Linked DNA regions of Homo sapiens: region 1 is linked to region 2. The links are chromatin contacts, found by Hi-C or POLR2A ChIA-PET in ENCODE. All regions are on one chromosome and are shown on one strand. Each heading gives the region's core, a stretch centred on a gene start or an enhancer-like site at or near the end of the contact. The rest is flanking DNA. Distances are from core to core; before and after follow the strand shown. Region 1 holds the start of EVL (Enah/Vasp-like). Region 2 overlaps BCL11B (BCL11 transcription factor B).

Region 1 (3,987 bases), core at 921-3,420, 820 kb before region 2:
CACACCTGTAGTCCCGCTGAGGCAGGAGGCTTGCTCGAGCCCGGGAGTTTGAGGCCAGCCTGGGCAATAAAGCAAGACCTCATCTCTAAAAAATACAAAAACAAAAACGCCCCACAACACTACCTTCAGGATTATTGCGATAACTAAATAACGTCAGTGAAAGCATTCTGTACGTTGTCATGCACTCAAGAGAATTCCCAGCTCCTAATCCAGTCAGGGCTTGGAAACTGTTTCTTGATTGGTGGGTAGCCAGAGCTAGAGCTGGTAAGATATATTTTCACATTTAAAAGGTCCTTTGTATCCCCACCACAGGCGCCACGGTATCCCCATGTGTCAGTCAGCATGAGGAAAAACGAAAAGTTCACAGCTCCTATGGCTGCTGACCTTGCAGCTCCACGAACGCTGCTTCCACCAGGACTGTCACTATGGTGCCAGGCCAGGGACCTGTGGCAGAGTGCAAGCAGCCTTGTACGGGGGAGGGACGCACCAGAAAACCTGGGCTTTTGCTTTGGTTCAGCCACTACTCCGCTCCCCGTACACAAATTCTGCTCCACACTGGGCCTCAATTTCCTGATCTGCGCACTCAAGAGCTGGGCTAGATTAGTGTAATCTTCAGACTTGAAAGTCATCACCACCACCAACAATGACTGTTTTTTCTCAATGAATTATCAAGGAATACATAGAAAACATAAAAGCAGAGTTATTTTGGCTGAAGTGGAGAATAAGGTGCCCAAAACATCTTATCTACTGTAGATCACCTCCAAGGTCTTTTCAAGATGGAAATTTCTAGGATTTCTACGATTTTAAAATTGAAAAAGAAATTGCTGTGCCTCATTTACTTTTGATATAATTTTCTGCAATTAGTAATTGACACGGTAGAATAAGCTGCTAGAAGTTTTCACAATGTAATTTACAACTGAAAATGACTTTGGAAGTTGATATGCCTTTGAAATGAAAAGCATTCTGTTTTCTAAAGCTCCACTCACGAGTCCTCTAAAGTTAAAGGAAAGTTACTAAAATGACAGGATCAGAAATAAAGCCAACTGGAAAATAAGCAGCCCTGGACAAGTTCTACCTATCACCACGTCAATTTTAACAACTCACTGCAAGCTGCTTCTGTGCCTGTGTAGCGTGCTGCGAAAACCACCGGATGAGGCCAACCTCGTTAAACCCTGGTTCCATTCCTTCCCCAACCTGCCATGTGACCTTGGACAAACCCCACAACTTTTCAGAGGTTTTCTCAGCTACGAAACAGGAGTGATGACAGCGTTCTCATCAATCTAACACGGCTAAAAGATTCAAATAAGAAAACTGGCGAAATGGCACTTTGGAAATTGTGAAATAATTTTCAAAGTGAGGGATTGTTACTTTATGCTAAAAAACAAAGCTGTCATGAGTCAATCAAACAAATGCCCCAAACCCCACAGGATAAAAGTCTGTCTGTCCTATCATCTATAATCTTTCAGAGTTGTAGGGCAGGGGAGAGGCAGGTCCAAAATGTAATCTCACCTTTAGAGAGAACAATCTCAATGAGGAGTGCGGTTTGTAGACTGGCTGGTATTCACACATGTGCTCAACAGCAATAGCCTAAGTCCACAAGTCTCTCAAGTGGAGGGTCAGGACTCTTGCTATTAAGTTCATGAAGTTCCTATCATAAAAAGAACCCTCTCTGCCTATATTTAGAAAAAACAACCAGTCTCGGGTCATTCTAGAGAGAAGGGCCAGGACTCACCAAATGTACCTCTGAGCTAAACAACAATTCCCCTAGATGGCTCAGACCCTCCTCCCTATAATGAGAGGCAGGTGCTAATTTCTAAGTAAGTCCTTGACTCAGAAGCCATTAAAGGTCACAGGCATCAAGAGACACAGGCCTGTGTAATGGAAAGACCAGCGGCTAGAGAGGGAGCAGACTGTCACTAACCTGCTGTGTAACCTCATGTAAGCCCCCTGCCCTCTGGTCATGGACTTCTCGATCAGTATACTAAGGGGACCTGAGATAATTTCTACAGCCCATTCACCGTTAAGATTCTAGGTTTCCTCTTGACATCCCTCTGTCCCCTGCACTGGTTCCAATACTCACCTTGTGGCCATGGCTGAAAAGTGGCAGCACAGGGAACCCTGAGGAGGCGAGTCCTGTACTCCCACCAGCCTATGTTGATCAGAGGACCACAGACCCTCTGAAGACAGCAACTTGATTTTTATAGCCTACTTAAAACCAAACAGGAAAAGGAAGCTGAACCAGAGACAAAGGGGAAACAAACCCAAGTGAAAAACTGAAACCTAGGTAGAAAATAGAGAAACAAGAAGCTAACACTGCAGAGCCCCACCAGCGTGGGCGGCTGAGAGGCACTGCACAGGCCCAACCCCCCACAGCTGGCAACCTCAAGCCTCTAAGTGCTTCCTGCAAGGGTGCAAGGGTGGGTGAAGCCTGCTGGAGGTAGGGGCCAGGTCATGGTGCTGGCCCCCCACTAACTAGCTCTATAGTCTAAGTCAATGCCACTTAAGATGTCTGAGCTTCAGTTTTCCATCTGTTATAGAAAGTGCAGGCTCAGCACAGATGACTTCCTATAGGCCTTAAGAAAAGGCTACAAGAACTCGGAAGAGTCCCCACTGACTCTCCAGAGAATAGAAGACTAGATGATAAAGGCTATAAGCTGATCAAGTCTTTTTTTCTTTTTTGAGACAGAGTTTCACACTCCTGTCACCCAGGCTGGAGTGCAATGGCACGATCTTGGCTCACCGCCACCACAGCTTCCTGGGTTCAAGCGATTCTCCTGCCTCAGCCTCCTGAGTAGCTGGGATTATAGGCATGTGCCACCATGCCCAGCTAATTTTGTATTTTTAGTAGAGACGGGGTTTCTCCATGTTGGTCAGGCTGGTCACGAACTCCCGACCTCAGGTGATCCGCCTGCCTTGGCCTCCCAAAGTGCTGAGATTACAGGCGTGAGCCACCGCGCCAGGCCACTGATCAAGTCTTCATATTTGACTCTGGAACAAAATTTGTACTTCTACCGAGGAGACAACTCTCTCTAATGATGACATTTAAGTCAGCAATTTAGAGCCTGAAAGGAAAACACTTGAGGAATACTGGAAACTTGGCTTTGTCACTTGTTTATTAAGTGGGTGGCCTCAACTGTAAAATGGGGTTATACTTATTTTGCCTATCTCCACAGGGTTCTCATGAAGGTAAGATCCAGTCCAATCTTTCTTTCAAAATCTACTGAGAACTCACTAAGAAGCATGCACTGTGTTAGAAATCACAGACAAAAAATTGAGAACGACTGTACTTGTCCTTAAAGGACTTTTATGGTTTAGAAAAGAAGAGGTTGATAATGTTAGCAAATATTTAATAGATCCATTAAAATATTATTGATATAGTGAAAAACAGCTGTACAGAGTACAGTACAAAAGAAGTATCAGTTCTAATTGGAGAGATGAATGCACTTTGAATGCTAAAAATGCATTTTAAAAGGCTTTTAATGATATACATTTCCCTTTAAGCACTGTTTTAGTTGCAAACCACAGTTTGGATGTATTGCAGTTTTCTTTTTTCTTTTGGTTCAAAATATTTTTAATTTTCTCTAGTGATTTCTTCTTTTATCCATGGATTATTGATAAGTGCTTCGTTAAATTTTGAAATATTTGGTGTTTTCCTATATCTGTTGCTACCTATTTCCAATTTAATTCTACTGGGGCCAGAGAACATATTTGGTGTGACTTCTTCCTTTGTTTTTCCTGGTATGATCTCAATCCTTTCACATTTATCAAAATGTGCGTTATGGCCCAGCATGCAGTCTACCTTGGCGGATGTAGCATATGCACAAGGAAAGAATGTGTATTCTGAAACTGGTCGGGTGCAGTGTTCTAGAATGTCAATTAGGTCATGGTGGTTAATAGTATTGTTCAGAACGTCTACGTCCTTGTTACTTTTTGTTGCTGTTGTTTGTTTTTGTCTAATTATTCTATCAACTGCTGAGGGAAAGGTCC
Region 2 (3,754 bases), core at 619-3,118:
TGCGGAGCCCTCTGGGGCCTGGGTCACTGTCTGCGAGGTGGACATCGAAGTCCTCCCAATTCTGCTTTCGAACCTCTGGGCGCCACCTGCCTCCCCGCTACTGCAATTTTCCGGTTTCCCCGACGTTTGCAACTTGCAAGTCTCCTCTCACTTCCTTCCATCTCCAGCAGCCCCTCCTCAAGCTTGGCCTCCTCCCCTCCCCGCGACGGTGCCTATCCCGAGCAAATCATACCCATCCTCTCCGCCGCCCGCAAGACAGCCTCCCCCGCCCTGCCCGAGGGGTCTTCAGGCCCCTCCCTCCAAGGGCTCAATGGTTGGGGTCCATAGCCCCCTTCATTGCCACACAGGAGAACACAATGGCCTTCCCCGAGGCCAGGGGCGCAGAGCTCCGCGGGGGCGGCTGCATCTCCCGGACCCCGCACCCGGCACGGCGCGGACACTTTGGCAACTTCAAAACTGCGCGGGGGCCTCCCCTGCGAGCGGTGCCCCTTTCCCGGCTGGCCCTGGCCGGGTCGGGAGGCTCCTCGGCACTGTTCCCAGGCCTGCGGGCGCGCCTGGCCCCCGCCTGGCCGCCGGCCTCTGATTCGCCCACGGCCTTGCGCCCATCGTCCACCTCCTTCCCTCTCTCTTTGACCCGCGCCCGCTGCGCACGTTGATTGTGCCTTGGTGGGGCGGGAGGGCCGAGAGGGCTCAAGGTCCATGCATAATTCGGGGGCTTAATGGAGCAGCTGCCTGAGCCGGGCGGCGAGGGGCGGGCGGAGGCGCAGCTGACCCAGCCCGCGTCTGGCCTCGCTGGGAAGGCGCGCTCCTTTCTTCCTCCCCTGACACTCCCCTCCCCCACTCGGCCTGGGTCCGAGGAAGGCGGGGGGTGGGCGAGTCGAAGGGCTAGCTTTGGGAAGGGGTTTCCCTCGTGCATCCGTGCAACTTTTGCTTTGGGGGGCGGGGGGCATGCAGTGAATCGGAGCCGCCTCGGGACCGGCTCCTGAAGGTGGTGGAATGCAGGCTTCCTCGGAGCACTCTGCAGCCCTGGAGTCTTTTTTCCCGGCTCCTTTCCCCCCCGCCCCCGTCGGTCCCCAGCCCAGCAGCAGCCCAGCGAGCACGCCTCTGGCCCCGGGCCAGCCCCCTTCCCTGGCAGCCGGCGGAGATGGATGGAGGCGGAGACCCAAGGTCAAGGGCGGGGAGCCTGCCGGCCCCGGGCCCCTTTGTGCGCACGGGGCCGCCCCTCCTCCACCAGTCGCCTCCTCTCTGGCCCTTGGGCGCTCTCCCGGGTGGGTGACCTTCTCGGGCATGGGGAATGTGGAAGTGGTCCCCTCCCCGAAACCGTGCGCGCCGGTCGGGTCGCTTCGCCGGGGTGGCATTCGTCCCGGGTGCTGGGGGCGCACGGGGATCCCTCTTCCGCCCGCCGCCATTGCCCTGATGAGTGGCGCCGTCTTCCTCAGCCCACCTTGGCGGGACAGAGCGGGCGGTTCCCGGGATCCAGGTGAGGCCGGGACGGAAGGAGCCTCCGGGAGTTCCCTTGTACAAAAATGTGATCATCCAGGGGCAACAGCCCCATCTCAAAGTGGGGATTTCGTGGGGACCTTAGTTTCTTTCCGAGTGGGAGAAGAGTAAGCCCGCTTTTCTCAAGGACAAAAGTGTTTTCCCAATTGTGTGGGAATGGAACCCTCCACTGGAGTGGGACACCGAAGCTCCTGGAATTACAGGGATTTAATGTCAGTCCTCCTTTCAGCCTGACTTCTCTTAGGATAACCTCTTCCAACAAGAATTTGTATGCAAATCGTCACCTTGCTAGGAGTCTCTAGTTTTGTGTGTTAAAAATTGGCCTCCAATTGTTTAAAGCACTTCAACAGGCCCTTAAAGGCCCAGAAAAGCAGTGGTTGGACGCCCAGCCTGTCCACCACAAAGCTCTTAAGAAAATGTTCAAACATTTTCCCAAAGCTGTTACTCTGGAAATAAAACTGTATACTGTTCGCCTGTAGCCGATTAAAAGTTTACCTTCACTGTGACAGCTTTTCCAGGCTAGGATTGGACCCACATCTCTATTTTCCATTTTTCAGAAATAAATCTAAACCAGGCAGAATTGATTTGCTATAACAAGAGTCAAGGTAGTATTAAAAATATGCGTATACCTATATACTTATAATATGAAATAGTATGTTACACTTGCTGGGCTCTCAAGGCGAGTATTGTGTAAACGGCACCGTCATGGCGTTTTGAGTAAGAGTTGATTTTAAAATCTCAGATTTAGCTAACCCGAACTTTGAGCAGCCAGCTTTTCTGGTAGAGGAATCTGAAGGCATTTGTCAATTTATTTTTTGCAAGCCCTCCGGAAAAGGTAACAAATTCAACACTTGGGAGCTCAAAGCTACTGCCAGTCCTGGACAGGAAGGTTTTCATATCTGTCTGAACTTGCTCGCTGATTTCTCAGACGTCCATTTATAACAGTGGGTCTAACAAGATAGAATCCGCCTTTGAATATCTGTAAATACGGGTAAAGATCACAGTCCAGCACTCATAATGGTCCAAAACGAACTGGCAGATTCTCGTGTTTGATTAATATTTATGTTACCGGATTCCTTTACAGAAAGAAAGATGAAACGCTAATTATGTGTGTGTGTGTTTGACGGGCCCCATCCTAGGTCTCTGCAGTTCATTTAAAGGGATGTACATTTTAGGATTTTTGGAGACTAGGGGTGTGTGTGTGTGTGAGGGGGGGGTAATTGTTCATGTTTTGCTTGAAAGACAGGTAACCTGTGGTTGGCTGAAGTATTGGCTGGTACACTGAGGGAGAGGCTGACTTTTCATTTTCCTTTTCTTTATTTTGACGGCTCAACAGTGATCAGAATTACGCGTGATTTCTCCCTGTATGTTTGGGCTAAGGCTTGGACAGTGTGGTGGAAGGCTCTTGTTCAGGATCTTCCTCGAGGAGAACTGGTAGCCCCCAGGGTGCTCTGGCGTCTTTGCAGGGCACACTTTCTGCGCCTGAGTGGCAGGGTAGGCTGCCCTGCAGTGTGTGCTTCCGAGCCCTGCCATGTGTCTGTAGGGCACTTTCCTTGCTTTTTTTTTTTTTTTTTTTTTTTTTTTTTTTTTTAGGAGCAATGTGTGGGAGATTTGCCTGGAAATGGGGGGTTCTGTCAGCTGGATCATGTTGAAATACCAGTGCAATTGGTAGCCAAAGGGATCCTGGAGAAGCCTCCTTCGGAGGTGCTGTGTTAAGCATCTTCAATTTTATTGCTTTGAGAAGCCTAGATTTTTGTATAGGATTTCCTACAAGGGTGCTTCCAGAGTGGCACCTGAGTCCTGCTTAGAGGTTCAATAATATTTGTTGTTGCTGGAGCGTCAGGGGCCGTGTCGTTGTTAAAGCCGCAGAATCTAGAGGTTGGCATGTGGTGTCGGATAGTCTCGAATGCATTGACTTCCTAAACAGCCCAGGGCAAACCAGTTCATCTGTTAGTTGCTTCATCTATAAAATGGGGCTAGCCAATTGTTTACTTCCCTGTCCCTGTCCAGATATGAAAACAAACCCATAGGTAGGAGTGAAGCAATTGCTGATTTCAAAGACATCATAAAAATGGAGAACTGTTATTGTTCAGTCCGTGGGGGCAGGGTGACTAATTTGCAAAAGGGAAAGGAATCAAATAGCCTCTTCTAGAGGGTGTAATTTTTTACTGCAAGGAAGAAGAATTAGGGGCTTTGGGAGGAGGTTTATGTGGGGAGGGGGGCACTTGGTTTTTCAATTTAGTAACCTGATACC

The links. Hi-C counts contacts between places; a loop is a spot of excess contacts on that map. ChIA-PET counts read pairs that join two places held with the same protein, here RNA polymerase II (POLR2A). Pooled maps may share reads with other maps.
Region 1: a pooled map shows a loop between it and region 2 (6-fold over the local background). The contact joins the promoter of EVL here to the enhancer-like site in region 2. A Hi-C loop is called at or near these places in 1 of 168 maps with a recorded cell type or tissue (naive thymus-derived CD4-positive, alpha-beta T cell) and 8 of 50 pooled maps. POLR2A ChIA-PET finds 5 or more read pairs at or near these places in 1 of 52 experiments (activated CD4-positive, alpha-beta T cell).

The regions. Positions count from the first base shown.
Region 1 is chr14:100,063,605-100,067,591 of GRCh38, reverse strand. It overlaps EVL (Enah/Vasp-like), which reads right to left and starts at 2,170. Exons shown (of 14, transcript NM_016337.3): 1 at 2,081-2,170. The coding sequence starts at 2,091. It overlaps LOC124903379 (a long non-coding RNA gene), which reads left to right and starts at 3,548. Exons shown (of 2, transcript XR_007064329.1): 1 at 3,548-3,987. RefSeq lists enhancers at 1,297-1,366, 1,427-1,506, 1,887-2,026, 2,077-2,156, 2,207-2,296 and 1 more.
Region 2 is chr14:99,243,256-99,247,009 of GRCh38, reverse strand. All of the region lies in intron 2 of BCL11B (BCL11 transcription factor B), which reads left to right. Among named protein-coding and RNA genes, the nearest start is that of BCL11B, 27 kb to the left of the region's middle. RefSeq lists an enhancer at 1-199. Within about 2 kb of position 1,868, at least 5 of the 41 ENCODE cell types and tissues checked have a DNase peak (open chromatin) inside an H3K27ac peak, as active enhancers do.